Linked DNA regions of Homo sapiens: region 2 is linked to region 1. A link is an interaction called in ENCODE POLR2A ChIA-PET data of the cell type or tissue named here. Cell type or tissue: HCT116. All regions are shown on one strand. Links, peaks and the distances in the headings refer to the core of each region. The heading gives the core; the rest is flanking DNA. Region 1 has its middle 120 kb from the start of MTAP. Region 2 has its middle 14 kb from the start of MTAP.

What was found. Peaks named below come from ENCODE experiments on the same cell type or tissue, not always from the same donor. Only the 100,000 strongest peaks of a DNase experiment are listed, where the experiment ranks them.
Region 2: POLR2A ChIA-PET joins it to region 1 with 33 read pairs; 3 of 35 experiments call an interaction of 5 or more read pairs at or near these places.

What each region holds. Positions count from the first base shown.
Region 1 is chr9:21,678,874-21,687,217 of GRCh38, forward strand. No RefSeq gene overlaps it. Among named protein-coding and RNA genes, the nearest start is that of MTAP, 120 kb to the right of the region's middle. RefSeq lists an enhancer at 5,612-6,811. In HCT116, for the core only: no CTCF peak of the experiment used is centred there; DNase peaks (open chromatin) are centred at 2,962, 4,293 and 6,198; H3K4me3 peaks cover 626 bases; H3K27ac peaks cover 8,000 bases.
Region 2 is chr9:21,784,771-21,793,114 of GRCh38, forward strand. No RefSeq gene overlaps it. Among named protein-coding and RNA genes, the nearest start is that of MTAP, 14 kb to the right of the region's middle. In HCT116, for the core only: CTCF peaks have their summits at 4,897 (motif pointing left) and 5,096 (motif pointing left); DNase peaks (open chromatin) are centred at 4,041 and 4,851; H3K4me3 peaks cover 1,249 bases; H3K27ac peaks cover 7,079 bases.

The DNA of each region.
Region 1 (8,344 bases), core at 317-8,316:
ACCTAGAATCAGGTTGAAATGTGTTATTAAGTCTTGATTGAGACTATTAATTTCAGCAAGATCCTTTTTTGCAATTTTTATACTTTTGTAATTATTTAAAAGTCCAGTTATTTTAAATGTATGGGAAAATTTGCTTTCCTTCTTTTTTATTTTTTGCAAAAAAAAATTCAAAAATTAGAAAAGAGAGTTAAAGGAAACTTCATGTATATCTTCTATTATAAACTTTTGGTGATACAAAACATAATGTTACTGAAATAGGTCATAAATAATTTGTATTTCACTGGGATAGCAGAATTAGATAAGTAATTTACTAGAGTGAAGTATTATGTTCTGAATTTTAAAGACAACTTTAGCATGAACTTTAATACCAAATTACACTTCAAAAGTTGAATAACAACAATGTCACGGTTACACATATTTTTAAAAGTACACATTTGTATATGCAACTATTTTAAATACATGCTGCTGTTTTTCTTATCTGCCTTGGATTTTTCTAACTTTTATAAGAATGTGGAAAAGAACCATTTTATTTTACCTGGTAAATAGACATTACAATCTACAGTGGTATGGGGAGCTGAAGAAGATTTCTTTATAACTAGAGCAGTTTCCTAACAGAATTTGAACTTTCTGCAGATATGAGTCTGACAGGTAGAAAAACCACAGAGCAGCCAGGCTCAGCTGGGTCCAGAACATTTGAAAGACTGTCCCAAGAATCCTGGCAGCACCCAGATGATAGTGTGCTCCTTTCGACAGTCACTGTATTCATTCCTTGGAAACCAGTATCAGGCTAAGAATTCCCTAAGGAGCATTTGGCAGCCAGGAAACTGATTCCAGCCCTGAAAGCAATGTTCTCCAAACTTCATTTACCCCTTAAAAGAACATGAAAATCTCCATAACCTCTTGCAAAAGTTTAAAGTGATATCTAAAATTTGTCCAAAATGTAAATATTACAAATTGTGTAACTTCCAACTTTTCTTAAATATTGATCGTTTTATATTGTTTTAAAATTGTTATATAATTTTAAAATGCATCTTATGAAATTTAGATAAGAAAGTGATTTAATTTCCTGTCATCAGAAATCTAAGAAAATAGCAATCCATAAATGAACTCTTCATTAACATCTGGAAATTTTACATCTTCTCTCTATTTTTTAAGCCTATTTTAAAAGTTCCCTTTCGCATCAAGTTTTATCCAAATTTCATATAATTTAATTCACAAAATATAATTTTATTTTATTCTTAAATCTTCTACTAATGACCCTGTTATACTTCTTTGCAGCAAAAATATAAAAGAAATATAATTTTTTAATTTCCTAACAGGTTGTAAATGTTAAAAAATATTTCTTCTGTAATATTACAAGTATTAGTAGTAAGCATGTATTAATAATGTATCAAAATACATTCTATTATTGAATCATTTAATATAACTAATTAAAATATTAAAATATTGATAAGTATACATTAAATCTAAAAGAACAAAATTATCTCTTAACGGGTTTTGGTTTTTCCCTCATAGATCTGTATCTGAATGCTACTTATTGCTAGAATAAGTTAGAGTTTGATATTACTTCTATTCTTGTCATTTTAACTGAGGTAAACGCTAAAACAAACAAACAAAACCTTTATTTATGAATGAGAATGAAAACACTTTTTAATTACAGTTATGACGTTTAATTCTTGGACCTTTATACAACTTTTGTGCCAAAAATTACTGTCAATGCAAAAGTATTTTTAAAGATCTATCAGCGAAAAATTTGTTTAGCCCTTCTTCATTTTAGCAGAAGGCAAAGAATTAGAGCCCCCCTGTGATTTGTTACCCAGACATGAAACTCTCCCTCTTCCACGCCTACACCAGCTGAAGTGTTTTTCCCTCCAAGACAATGCTTCATATTAAGATTCCAGGTGGAGGAAAAGCATGGCTTCTTTGTAACTACAGACCGTTTTTTAGGAAAGAATTCACAGGATACGTGTGGCTGTGAAAACATCCTTAACATTATCCATGCCCTTAGAAAGTCTTTGTGAACCTCCATATAAGTACTTTTGTTGAGGACCACTGTCTTGCATCTGTGGCACTTGGTGACCTAAGAAGTATTAAAGAAAAAATAAATAGGAAGATGGGCTGTTTTCACTGCATGCCTACTGATGGTTTTTCTGTAACAGTTTGTGATTATTTCTTAAAACCTGACAAATAGATAAGAAACACAAGTCAGTGTGCTACACCAAGAAAGGCCTGGATTTAAGAATCCGAAAGCATGGTTTCAACTATTAGCTATATTCCTAATTGGCCTCTGGAAAACTTCACTACATTTCTCTGGGCCTCAGTTTTCTCATTTGAAGCCTGGGACAGTGTTTCCGAAAGCTAACTGAGATGATTTTAAGTGGTGTATGTCCAAACTTGACTTGATACACATTTCTTTTATTATTTATCAGGAAAAAATAGTCAATCTACTAAGTCCATGATCCTTGAATATAGTTTTTTAGAAGGTATCTAAAGGATATTTTAGTTTTTTAAAAAAATAATCTATTTAGAAAAAATATTAAATAACTAGATATGTTAAAATTCATGTGTAGGAATTAATGAAGTTTGTGAAAAACTAGAAGACTTACAATTTCCATGGTTCTGTCAAGATCTAGCATTATATAATTCTATAAAAAACATTTGGAAGGAAAAAAAAGAAAGGGAGAAAACAAGGAAGGAAGAGGGAGAGGAAGGGAGAAAGGACTTTAAGAAGGCTATGTATTTCTAGGTAGACTTGTAAAACCTCATAGTCATGGATGGCAAATAGCATCCCACGCAAGAAAGTTCAAAAGGCAAGTTCAGGCAAATTATTCATTTAAGCATTAATGAATAGATGTTTTAAAGGCAGAATACCAATTATGCGAATCAGCCTTTCTTAACTCTCTGAGCTTGAGCTAAAAATCTTCACGATGTCTATATAGCCAAGTGATGAGGAAATCTGAGTAATTACCCAGGAAAGGCAAGCAAATAAAACTTAACCACAAGGCTCAGAGGACTGAGTTACATGCCTACATAGGCTGTCTTTACTGATAGAATTATTCAGGTAATCTAATAACCCCCTTATCACATGGCCTATGTTGCCACAGCCAATTCCTAATGCCAGACTTTTAGTCAGGATAGCTTACGGAGAATAAATGTTCTGCAAATAGTGTAGGTTTTTCCAGGTTAGTAAAGAAATTCAACTTTTCAAAAAGGTTATCCACTACTCAGAGACAAAGAATAGACTGAATTAATGAGTATTCGTATAAGCAATTTCCTAAGCCTTATAGATTTAGAATATGTGTAAATGCATCCAGCTAGCAATATTAGGATATTTTTAGCTTCATTTTTTTAGTAATATATTAAGAGCAAACTCCAGCTTTCCTTCTTGTTCCTTCTTGTGTCCTAATCCTTAAGATCAATAAAACGAAAGTTGTTCAGTCAAATAAAAATATTTAGTGTGTACATGCACAGAGGCACACACACACATACATACACACATGAACACAGGTACACATAAACACCACCAAACAAAATTTATGTTAGAATTGCTTCAATTAAAGAATAAATCAATCCAAGAAGCGTATGAGAAACATTATCTCAGCTATGCCCTAAGCTAATTCCTTTTTTGTCCTCTTGTCTTATATTCTAACAAAGGAAAGTCACTCTATTTGGCCTAGTCTACAGTGTTTCTCAGGCTCTAAGTGCCTTTTCTCCAAATAACCATAGTAACTCTATATTTGTTGTTTTACTAAGCATTTTTCCACCCATTTTCTGTATTAAATATAACAGCCTTATGGGATAGGAACACCTAAAGAAGAACCGGACAGTTTCTCTGAGCATTTCCTTTTGCTAGAAAAGTTTAGAATAATAAGAAAGCAACACTAATAACAGCTGCCATTTATTAAACACTTATTACTACTGAGGAGTTTTTAAGCACAAAAATATTTCTTATTCCTCACAACATTGAAAAGAGATATTACTTTATTTTATAGATCAGTAAGATGCTCTGAGGTTGACATTCTCAGGGTTATACACACAGTAGTGGCAGAATTGGGGACTGAACCTAAATTGATATTTTCGTGAAACCAGAAGGACTTTCTTCTATTTCACCCCACTCCCTTACTAATGGTTCTCACTTAATGTTTGTTGAGTGAAACCTAATACTCAGACATGCTCTTTTCAAATGAGCTCAATAGCAGATGTCTGTTCAAATCCCTTAGGTAATTAGAAGTAGAAATGGTTGGAAATTTCCCAATTGACTATGAGTAATAGTGAGGCCATCTGGGTAATATATAAACCCATTCACACCAATTCTTCTCCAAATGCCCCAGAAGCATTATTACTTAGCAGAGCAGGCCAAAGAAGGTTAACCGGCTGCTTTAAAGGAAAGGTGGGGAAAGAGGAGCTTTGCTCTAACATGGTCAGGTCATTCTACTGCCAGTACCATCCTGGAAGGGTCTGGTTTCAACAGGTGTCAGTCCAGGGACTATTACAAAGAAGGAAACGGAAAAATAGGGCAGCACACACTTTTTAAAAAGTCTTTCCTTATTTATTCGTAAGTTGAAAGGAGAGAGTGATGGCAGAATGTGAGTGTAGTATATTAAGATATGAAATACAACAGCTGAATGAGTAGAGTGTTTTCACTGTTCTGGTAAGAATGAAATACATGGGTATATTCAAACTAAATGCTCTTATATATGCATTTCAAACTGGTATTGCTCAATATAAAGATATATGATGAAATGATAAAATTCATGCCAATAATTTAAATTAAAATCTTCTTTATTTAGAACATTAAATAGCAAATAAAACACCATAAGAAGCTGAAGAGGGTCTGTCAAAGGAAGACCACCAATCTACCACCAGGAGTCGATTTCAGTTCCCCTAAATATCCAAGCATGAGGGAATGCTGGCAATGTGAACGTTCAATGGTAAAGTATCTGAGGATTTTGCAGATGCAGGTTGTCAAACTCATCATTAATGGAAGTAATCAAGAGCTCTAAGCATCCTTTTTCTTTTCCATAAGTTCCAGGGTGCATGTGCATACATTCTAAATGCTGGTCTGTTAAACCGATGTGCAAATTTTCAAGGACTATGCCAAAAGATAATAGCAGCAAGCCCACATTCAAATGCTGGAGAAAAGGAATGGGCTCATGACAATGAGCAAGTTAGATAATGCTTACAAATCACACTCGGGAGGCATTTTCTTCATGTTCACAGAATCTGTAAAATCCCTTTGCAGCAGAGTATGGCATGTTTTATTTTTTTCTTTTTCCAAGTTAGGTAACAAGTTTAGAATATATCTAAAATTTATTGGATACTAATTGTGTCCTAGGGTCTCTGTTTAGAACATTTATTTGCACTGTCTTATTTAATCCTTACAACAAGCTTATGAGGAAAATTTCATTATTACTCTATGTATTACATGAGGAAGCTGAAGATTAAGGAAGTCAACCGTCAATAGCCATGTAGCTATTAAGTGGGCCTCTGAGATTCTAGAACAGATCAATCTGACTCCAGACTCCTTTACCACACACTGCATTATTTGATAAGAACGTAAGGGAGTTGCCCAGAGCATCTAATCTCAAACCTATCTCTATTAATTCCAAAGTCCTTTATTTTTCCATGCCCACATTCTCCTCTATATTGAATCTTGTAGTGGATTTTATTAAATGAAGTGTGGATTTTCCCTCTCTAAGAATGTCTACAGTGAAGTTATTTACCACAAGATGGTTTTCATCCAGACAGAGGTATATCTAACACGAATAAATATTTTCTGAGCATTTACCATCTGCCCCACACTACAGTAACACTGTCGAGTTCACTGAAATGAACCTGATGGCTTCTGTGATTCCAGGCAGCAACATGTTTCTCTAAATCCAATGAAAATAGGAACTTATAACATCTTCAGCTTACATATTTACTGTTAACACGAAGGGGGAAATAAAATGATTTCATTTCCCTTTCGCTGTTTGAGGAGCAGTAAAGCCCAGCTTCTTGACTTTGAGTCATACACCTTGAATGGTAGGTTGGGCAAACTGGTGGTCACCTTCAGGTCCCAACCTGTAGAGCAACCCACCTTGGAAAGCCTCATCATTCAGGGAGGTAAGTGTGCCAGGCTCCACAAACCTGGACTTGCTGGTGAAAAGTCTCTCCAGCCAAGAACAGCACAGCCAGGAAAGGGTAGTGGGAGGTAGAAAGCAAGCTCAGAGCTGGCAAGTGGACAGAATGAGTCACCTCTTTGATGTGGAGTGGTTATTCCAAACACAGCAAAGGTGAGCAAGCATTTCCTTCCTCTGACTACCCTAACTACAGCGGCAACAGCCCCTTAATGTAGGAAACTGAGTCACAGGCTAGGAAGGTTTCAGAGATGCAGGAGGAAAATTGCTAGACTATACTGTAATACCAATCTTACTAAGATAAATTTAGTGTCAGCCTGGTAAAATATCATTCTGCCTTATTTGCATAAACTAATTTTCCCTTGTTTCCACAACCTTTCCTCATTGCTCCCTATTCTTAGTAGGGATGCCAGTTAAGAAATGTACACATAGAGCAAGACCTTTCAGCAGAATTAACTCTTTAAAGGAATCAGTGAATGTGAGTGAAAAGAAGACTGGGATTGTCTTATTAAGAGAATGAAAACGCCGTAAAAAAAAAAAGGTTGTTAAACCCACTGGTGGTTCTGGGAGTGGCTGGTTCTTTCATAAGAACAGTTTGGTATACTGGGTCATGCTAGAATTCGCCTGCCTCAGCCTAAATGGATTGAGTCCATTTGCAGAAAACAGAGGAAAAGTACGCTGTTTCCACTGGTTTCAACTTGGAGCAGGATTGTCTGTTGGTGTCTCAGCATGGGGCCTTCTTCACTCTCCCTGGAAGCAAGGCCCAGAAACATAAAGGCTATGTTTTCTAGACTCCTTGTAAGTAGTGCTCTGATTTAGGGTCTTCTAACGAGAGACACTTGCACGAGAAGGTGGAAGAGAAGGCACTGTTATTGCTCTGGAGTTAGTGAGCAGGTACAGGGTCACTGGCAGATAGCAGATCTGAGGTTTTGCCAGTGACTTTTGGGGGTCTGCCTGAAAATCACCTACTTAGGTGCTTCAGACAACTGAGACAGGTGATGAAGGTCCCCTGCAACTCCTGCCTTACCTGATTTCCTGAATACTTGTGGCAGTTTCCCTGATTTTCTTGTCTTACAATGTTTTGTAAACCCTAAATTAAATTTCCTGATTGAATAGCTAAAGAGGTTTCTGTTTTAGACTAAACCCTACTTGTCACATACTTCGAAGGGGCAAAGAATATATCCAAATAATTCACCTTTCATAAATTATTAAGAATCTATTTTTATGTAAGAATTCATCTTTTTCAAACGTTTATATTTTCATTATGTACCAATTCTTGTGGCAATGACTTACAAAATTTACTATGGAGTCATGAAATGTATTTCATGCTTCTCATGACATCTGTTGTATATTAACATATGTTCATCTATCCTATGTCCTTGAAGAGTGCTATATGTTTGGTCTGTTCTTATGTCAGAGAACACAAAAATACACACACCCACAACCTGAATTTTAGTTTGTAAATTTAGTGGCTTTGTCTGAAGCTTTTCTGAGCAAAGAGTAGAAGGAGAGAGAGAAATGACCTGAATTCTTAAGAATAGCATCCAAAATTTTGACTCATATAGGCCAGAGTAAAGGGGAAAGGTGAGTCTTTCAGAGAAAACATAATCTTCGTGAATTAACTTTTTTCCTTCACAAAGATCAGGCTTAATCTTTGCTCCCTCTTGCCTCTCTCATATTTATTTTCATTTCCCAATCAGCAAAGGAAATATGCTTAATTTTAGACTTAACCTGAAGCTCAACATTGTGGGTAAGGGGACTTGTTCTGAGCAGTTTAAATTCTAAGGCCTCATGATTATTGAATAAACACTGAATGAAAATAGAGCGACTAAAATATCATGAGATTAATAAGTTTGACATGATTGTGTACGCTTTAGTTTGCTTATGTAGGACATTATAACTGAAAGAAATGCTCTGCAATTTTGTGGATGATGTCATTTGATTATTTGACTTTCCTAGAAAGGAATAATTTAGATGTTCACTGCCCAAACTATATCATCTCTCTTTCCTTCAGGGTGTGCTATAAGATTTTCAGTGTAAATAAGATGTCAAAAATTGGAAGCCCAAACCACAGAACAAAGATGGCTTGCAGATTCATCTATGTATTCAGTCCTTCATTTAAAAAATCATTAATGAAGTTTCTACTATATGCCAGCCTCTGTTCTAGGCACTGGGGACATAGCCATGAGCAAAATAAACTAAAATCTCTGTCTTCGAGTAGTTTA
Region 2 (8,344 bases), core at 138-8,137, 110 kb after region 1:
GCCCAACCCACAAATTGGTGTGGGAGCCTTTGGAAAAAGTATAGCCTGTCACTTTCAGTTATCGAACTAAGAGACCATAACAAACATCTGAGCAGCTTTGAGTTTTCTGTTTTTGAACAAGACATTTCAGAGAGGTTGTGCAAAGTATATACTAAAATGCATGTATTTTAACTTGTCTAACATAATCTTGTGACTATTTTGGTGTAAAACACTCTTAGACTACTTGGGATTTTCTAAGAGTTGAACTTCGGAATTTTTAGAACATGGCTTAAAATTCAAAACTCAAAACTATAAATGGAGATTGTGACATAAGGGATTGAAAAGGGTGAGAATCATTCTGAAATGTGTATAGTCATACCATCATGATTCTAGATTTCAGGAACAGCACCTCATTTTTACCAAATAATAGATAAATATGAAGCCTCACCTGCACCACAGACCTGCCCTGTATAGTCAGCTGGCCAGTTGACTATGGGGTACACCTGATTAAAGGTTCCAATTTTCTGCCTCCAGTCTACCTTCAGACTTAAGACACAAACATCATGCCTGGTGCCATTTCCCTCACTCTGCCTCTCATATCATAGTTTCTCACACCCCTTTTTACTTAGCAATGTGATAGAGAAGGAAGACAAAGAACAATTGTTGGTGACTCGTAATATATCAGAAATTGTTACATGTTTTATTCGGTTAAATCCTGGGGCAATGATGCTGCTGCTGCTGCTGATGATGATGATGGTTTTATAGATAAATATAAGGCTTAGACAGTTTGCAGATCTTGATAAAGTGGAATCACCAATGAGTTTTGAAGGGTGAAAACTTGCACAAAGTCACACAGCCAAAACCGGTACTCTTGTCTCTACAACTCAGTGCCTTTCCACCACACTAAGTTGCTTCCCAGGGTGTCTGTCTGCATCTGTACTCTTCCTTCGATTTACAACAGCAGAAGACCCACTAAAAGCAGAGAATAATTGGCAAAGAACTTTGCACATAGCAGGTGTTCCACGTTTGTTCAATGAATATCAGATATAACTTGCAAGATAAAATTTGTTTTCTCAGAGATGAGCATAGCTCAGTAGCAGGGTCTTCCTCTCCTCTCCAGCCTATATCATGCAGACCAGTCTGGGCCCCAACGTGGTCACTAATTTTATGTGTCATCTTGGCTAGGCTATGGCACCCAGTACTCTGGTCAAACACCAGTCTAGATGTTGTTGCAAAGGTTCTTTTTAGACGTGATTAACATTTACATCAGTAGATTGAATAAAGCAGATTACCATCTATTACATAAGTGGGCCTCATCCAATCAAATGAAGGCTTAAGAAAAAAGACTGAGGTCTCCTAAGAAAGCAGGAATTCTGCCACCAGACTGTCTTCAGACTCAAGACTGCAGCATCAACTCTTCCCGGAATCTCCAGACTGTCAACCTGCCCCACAAAGTTCACACTTAGCCCCTACAACTATATAGATATAGATATATACATGCATATGTATATAAGTACATGTGTGTGACATACACTTACACACATACACATGTGTTCATATGTGACATACACTTGACACATGCACACACACACATCCTACTGGTTCTGTTTTTTTGGAGAATCCTAATATAACTGGCATAACTTTCCTGCTAAAAACCAACCAGTGTTTTTATAGAAGGCCAGAGAATGAGTATAGGATTAGTTTATCCCCCTTCTCATAATTAACTTCCCTGTCCCCTTACTCCATGGATGGAAAGGAAGTGGGTGTGAAATGCTTCCTGAGGATGAGCATCATTCTGCATTCTGATGCAAGCATAGCTGCTTCTGCTGCCTTTGCTAACTTCACAGGGGCCTGACCCAAAAGCCAAAAAGGCCATGGGTTTATATTATCTATCACTTCAATTTAAGTTATATGCCTTTCTTCCTGAAAGTCACGGAGTATCTGGAGATGAGAAGTTGCCTCTATTAGAAAAAGCAGGTTTTAGATAGCAAAACCCACTCTGCCAGAAATTCTTTGTTGCCTCTTAGTAACTGTTGTTTTGTACCAGTTCCTCCCCTGTTGAAATGTAGGTATGCATTCCCTTTAGCCCTTTTCCAGGTATGTTAAGATTGGATTATATTTCATTATCAGTTCCAAGAGGACTATCTGTTGATCCTTAAAGGAGCTGCCAAAGAAGGATGGGCTTTCCTCTTAAAATTTTAGACCTTTTGCTTACTCTAAAAAATAAGAATAATACAGGATTGACTAGAAGATTGGTCACTCTTCCATAATAAGATTAAATATTCCAATTTTCAAAGAATAGATTATATTTTCTAATGAAATTTAATAGTAAAATCCAATGATACTCAATTGCCCTCGTATGTGTCCAGTCATTGCTCATGATAGAACTTTTGTTAAAACATGAAAACAATTTACCATCTTGTCCTTCAATCCCTCCTCCAGTAGAACCTCCTTCTTAAAATATTTTAATGCTCTGCGTGCCCTGTAGAATAATATCAGAAGTCTTTAGGGTGCTATGTAAAGGTCAGAAACACCAATGCTCGTGGGACTAGAGGCAAGGCTGGGACTGAATGTGAGACGAAGAGGCCAGGGACAAACTGGGCAGTGCGCATGTCATCCACTGATACTGTGTTGGAATTAGAGAATGATATTGGAAGACACTCCAAATTTTCTAGAAAGCTTGGAAATCCCTATTTTTTCATGTAGAGGTTTCTAAGTTGTAAATGTTGACAGCTTATTTTTTAAAAATACTAGCCATGCACGGTGGCACATGTCTGTAATTCCAGCTACCTGGGAGGTTGACGTAGGAAGGTTCCCAGAGCCCAGGAGTTTGAGGTCCCCCTGGGTAATACAGTGAGACCTTGCCTCTAATAAATAAATAAATAAATAAATAAATAATGAATGAATGAGCGAAACAAACCTCATCTAATTTCCAAATTAACCCTTGGATTCCTGTTTCCAATGCTAGACTCTGACCTATGTCCGCCCGAAAGGCTTCATCTCTCACTCTGCCCCCTTATACTCACACCCTGTGCTCTAACCACATTCCAAGAACGGCAGCTCTTTGAATGTACCACACTGGTTCCTACTTTGGTGCCCTTCAACACATGTTGCCCAGCCCTGCCTTCACTACATGTCCAAAAGCCCTTCCTTGTTCCCTTTTCTTGCCTGCAAATACATATTGCACAGTTCAGCTCAAGGGCCTTTCTTCAAGGCATCCCTCACCCCTACCCAGGCCAAACTCACCATACCCTACCTTGTCACCCCCTATCCCAAAACTGTATATAACGTCCTTATTATATCTATAACATTTGGCTCTTATTTATTTTCTTTACTCCTCCTAAAAGACTCTAAGTTCCCCAAAGGCAGAGACAGTATCTTTTCAATCTCTATTCTCAGCACCTCATGCAGTAGCTAGTATACCATCATCATCATCATCATAATTAACACATTCAGTACTTACCATGTTCCAAGTGCTTTACAAGTATTAACTTGAACTCTCACACAAACCCTGGATAATCACCCTAATTTTACAGATGAAGAAACTGAAGCTGAGTGTCATAAGCTTCAACACCAAATAGTGTAGAGTCAGAGAGTATGGGTCTAGACCTTGCTTCTCTATCATGTTTTCTCCCATATGGCACAGTGGTTTTGTTTTGTTTTGTTTTTTTGTGTGGAAATAAAATTAAACCTAAGGTTCATTTCCTAGTAGTTGATCACTTCAGTATTTCCAATCTCTTTCTTATGTATCTTTCAGTTGCTAATAAAATAGAAAGCTCAGAGATAGTTTTGCCAAGAAGAATTTTATTAAAATACTGCCACTTAAGGACTCTAATCCCACCCAGCCCTCCTGAATTCATCTGGTCTTGATTCAGCCTTGGTGAAAACAGGGTGCAGTCTGACCTACCGATAACCCCATTAAGCAGTTTCTTTTGATGCAAACAGCAATTTAAGCAAATATGCCCTTTTGTTTTCTCTAGAGCTCTTTCTTATCGTAGTAATATCCAAGCTGAGCTTCATGTGGGAAATCAAAGAGCCAAAGACAGGGACTTTTCATTATACACAGAAATCCGACGGAATGCTTTTTATTCCCATTCAAGCAGTTACTACTTATCTGCGTGACTAAGGTATGGAAGATCTAAAAAGAAACTAAGTGCTAGTCTGGCCTCTACTCCTTCACCCAGATGGAAGTTTCACAAGCACGTTTAAAGCTTCGGGTCAAGTGCTGTCACTCTCAAAAACCAGTGGGTCTGCATTTTCCTTTGCACTACAAGTACTCTAACTACAGACATTGTTCCGGTTTTTATCTGATTATAAGTATCCAACTAAAGTAGTTAAATGTTTAGAAAAGGTAAATAACTGATAGTGCATAAGGGAACCTGAAGTACTCTGTTGACACTTAAATTATATAGCCAAGGACAATGGAGGAAATCATTTAGTGCTATTAATCAGTAATCTAACAGTATTGTGTCTGTGTGCAACTGTCTTTCTTTTGGCTAATATCTGTGAATTAATTGGTCATTGAAAAATCTGATAAAGGAATATTCTAAAAGTACACAGTGAAATCCAAATTATTTCTATCAATTACAGCTCACCTTTTCTGAGGCTTAAACTTGACATGTAAAAACATTTTAGTTATCTGTTTCAAAATGAACAATATACCTCTGGTTAAAATTCTACCTTTTAAAAATTAAGGTATTTGAGACCTACAGGGATTAATTCTCTACTTAATATTTACTTTACTTTAGTAGTTTTTCTACAGAAAGTTTGTGAAAGATTTCATCCCCTATATATGTTTCTTTATCCTCCAAAATCTGGTCCTACAACTGTACTCCTTGACCCATAAGGTCAAGTGGTGCCATCTGCTGGTCATAAGAAGTGGTGTCATCTGCTGGTCATTGGTATATAACTATGAGAAAAACCACGTGCACTGTTGTAGAAGCAACTTAAGTAAACTGCAGTAGAGTACACTTACCACTTTAGAATTAACCTTTAAGTTATAACTTCTCTCTTTCCCTTCCCCCTTTCTCTCTCGCACTTTCTCTTATGAAGCCAATATGACTCAAGTTTTAGACTATTTTAAAAGGCAGGTTTGAGAAAAAAAAAAAAGAAAGCAAACTTTTGATGCCCCCTGGTGTTCAGGTTCCTTAGCATTTCTGAACTTCCTCTTTTGCTAAAACTAAAACCATAATAATGTGTTCTTCATTCATTCATTCATTTAGTCATTCACTTATTCATTCATCTAATGAACATAACTATATCATGAACCTATGAATTACACTCTATTTGAGATAACTGGATACCAAATTGTGGCCAACATGACAAGGAAAGAAAAATGAAGAATCTCAAGACAAAATTCAATTGAAATCTGTTTTGAAGTGTCCTTTGAGTTTGTCAGTTCAGTTGTAGCAAATCTGTGATGGCTGCCCTTATAAGTAACCTGAGGAAGAGAGGAAAAGAGGGTAGAAGGTGAAGGGAAGAGAGGGGAGGAGGGAGAGGATGGGCTGGATCAGTGAACATAATATAATCCACTCATGACACACAGAACAGACAACTTGTTGCTTCCTCTTTAAGTGCATTATAAACTAACACTTTTTTTTTTTTTTTTGAGATGGAGTTTTGCTCTTGTTGCCCAGGCTGGAATGCAATGGCCCAATTTCAGCTCACTGCAACCTCCGCCTCCCGTGTTCAAGCGATTCTACTGCCTCAGCCCCCCAAGTAGCTGCGATTACGGGCATGCGCCACCATGCCCAGCTAATTTTTGTATTTTTTAGTAGAGACGGGGTTTCTCCATGTTGGTCAGGCTGGTCTCGAGCTCCCAACCTCAGGTGATCCACCTGCCTCGGCCTCCCAAAGTGCTGGGATTACAGGCGGAAGCCACCGTGCCCGGCCGACACTTTTAAATAAAGAGATAAATGAGCTTGATGGGAATATATTACTTTACGAGCAAGATTTGTGTCTAATGCTTTAACTTAATTGTGGCAATTATTGTCAGATGGTCTAGGAAAAAATTGTGTATCTGGTACATGACTTTTGGGGAGCTCTAGGAAGCCCTCAGCAACATCATATTTCCCTTTGCACACCTCTGCTCCAGAGATATTTTCACAGTTGGATAAGATGCTTCTTAGATGATCACCAATACTCCATGCCTACTCATCAGTCCAGCCACTTGAAACAATCACCAGTACAACAGGACCGCCATATCTCCATGATATGAAATGAAGAGCTCATCCACGTGCCAGGAAGGTGGTGCACCCCAGCTGAATGGGAACAGAAGTTCCTGTGCTCAGGACCCTTCTAGACTTCACTTTATGTATCTTTTTATCTGGATATTTATTCATATCCTTTCAAATACCCTTCATAATAAATCAGTAAACGTGTTTCCCTGAGTTCTGTGAGCCACTCCAGCAAATTAATCGAACCCAAAGGTGGGGGGAGGAGGTTCACGGGAACCCCAATTTGAAGCCAGTCAGTCCGAAGTTCCAGAAGCCTGGACTTGCAACCGGGGGGAAGGAGGGGATGGGCTTGTGGGAGTAAGCTCCTAACCTGTGGGATCTGATGATTTATCTGGGTAGATAGTTGGAATTAAATTAGAGGACACCCAGCTGGGTCCTCCTGCAGAATTGACTGCTTGCTTGCTGGAGGGGGAAAATAAACACATATTTTTGGATCACAGAAGTCTCCTGTGTTGATTGTTATGGTGTGAGAGCACAGGAAAAATGGTTTGAGAGTTTTTCCTAAACAACATGATATACACGTACCAAAATATCACTGTATCCCACAATACATACAATTATTTTGTGCCAACTAAAAATAAAAGGAAAAACAAGAATTTAAAAATCCTAGCATGGTACTGGCATAAAAGCAGACATATAGAACAGTGGAACCCAACAGAAATTTCAGAAATAAACTCCTATTTGTGGTCAATGTAGTTTTGACAAAGATTTCAAGAACACACAGTGGGTATAATGACAGTCTCTTCAATAAGCAGCGTTGGAAAAACTGGATATCCACCCACAGAAGAATGAAATTAGACCCTCATCTCACTCCATATACAAAAATAAACTCAAAATAGATTTCAGATTTAAATGTAAAGCCCAAAACTGTAAAATTTCTAAAAGAAAACGTAGAGGAAATGCCCTGTGATACTGGTCTGAACAGTGGTTTCTTGGATACAACATAAAAAGCATAGGAAATAAAAGAAAAAATAGACAAATGAGACTGTATCAAACAGAAAAATCTTCTGGACAGCAAAGGAAATAATAGAGTAAAGGAACAACCCAAGAATTCGGATAAAATATTTGCAAATCTGTCTTCTGATAAGGGCCTAATATCCAAAATATATAAGGAACTAAAACAATTCAGTAGCAAGAAAACAACCTGATTTAAAAAATGGGCAAAGGACCAAAGTAGACATTTCTCAAAAGAAGATAAATGGCCAACAGATACATGAAAAACTATTCAACATCATCAATCATCAGGGAAATGCAAATTAAAATCACAATGAGATATCAAGTCATTTCTATTAGAACGGCTATTATCAAAAAGATGAAAGAGAACAAGTGTTGGAGGGGGATGCGGAGAAAAGGGAACCCTTGTGCACAGTGGTAGGAAGGTAAATTAGTATAATCACTTCAGAAAACAGTACAAAGTTTCCTTAAACAAACAAAAATACAATTACCATATGATCCAGCAATTCCACTTCTGGACATACATCCAAAGAAAATGAAATGAGTATGTCAAGGAGATATGTGCACTTTCATGTTTATTGAAGCATTGTTCACAATAGCCAAGACGTGAAATCAACCTAAGTGTCCATTATGAATGAATGGATAAAGATGATACACAATTGAATATTATTCAACCTTTAGGAAAAGAAGGAAATTCTGCCCTTTGTGACAATGAGGATGAACCGGGAGAAAATTATGCTAAGTAGAATAGGCCAGGCAGAGAAACACAAATACTGTACTGCATGATCTTACTTATATATGGAATCTAAAAAAGTCAAACTCATAGATGTAGAGAGTAGAACGGTGCCTACCAGAAGCTGGAGATTTGGAGGTAGTGATTATTTGAATGGGGAAAGGGAAGATGTTGATCAAAGGGCACAAAGTTTCAGTTAGACAGAAGGAATAAGTCTGTGATCTATTGCACAGCATGGTGACTATAATTAAGAATAATGTTTTATATATTTCAAAATTGCTAAAAGAGTATATTTTAAACGTTCTTACATAAAGAAATGCTAAGTATCTGAGATAGAAAATATGTCAGTTTGATTTAATTATTCTATAATGTGCATATATGTTCATATATAACATCTCCTGAATATATACAATTCAGGATATATATATATATACATATGTCT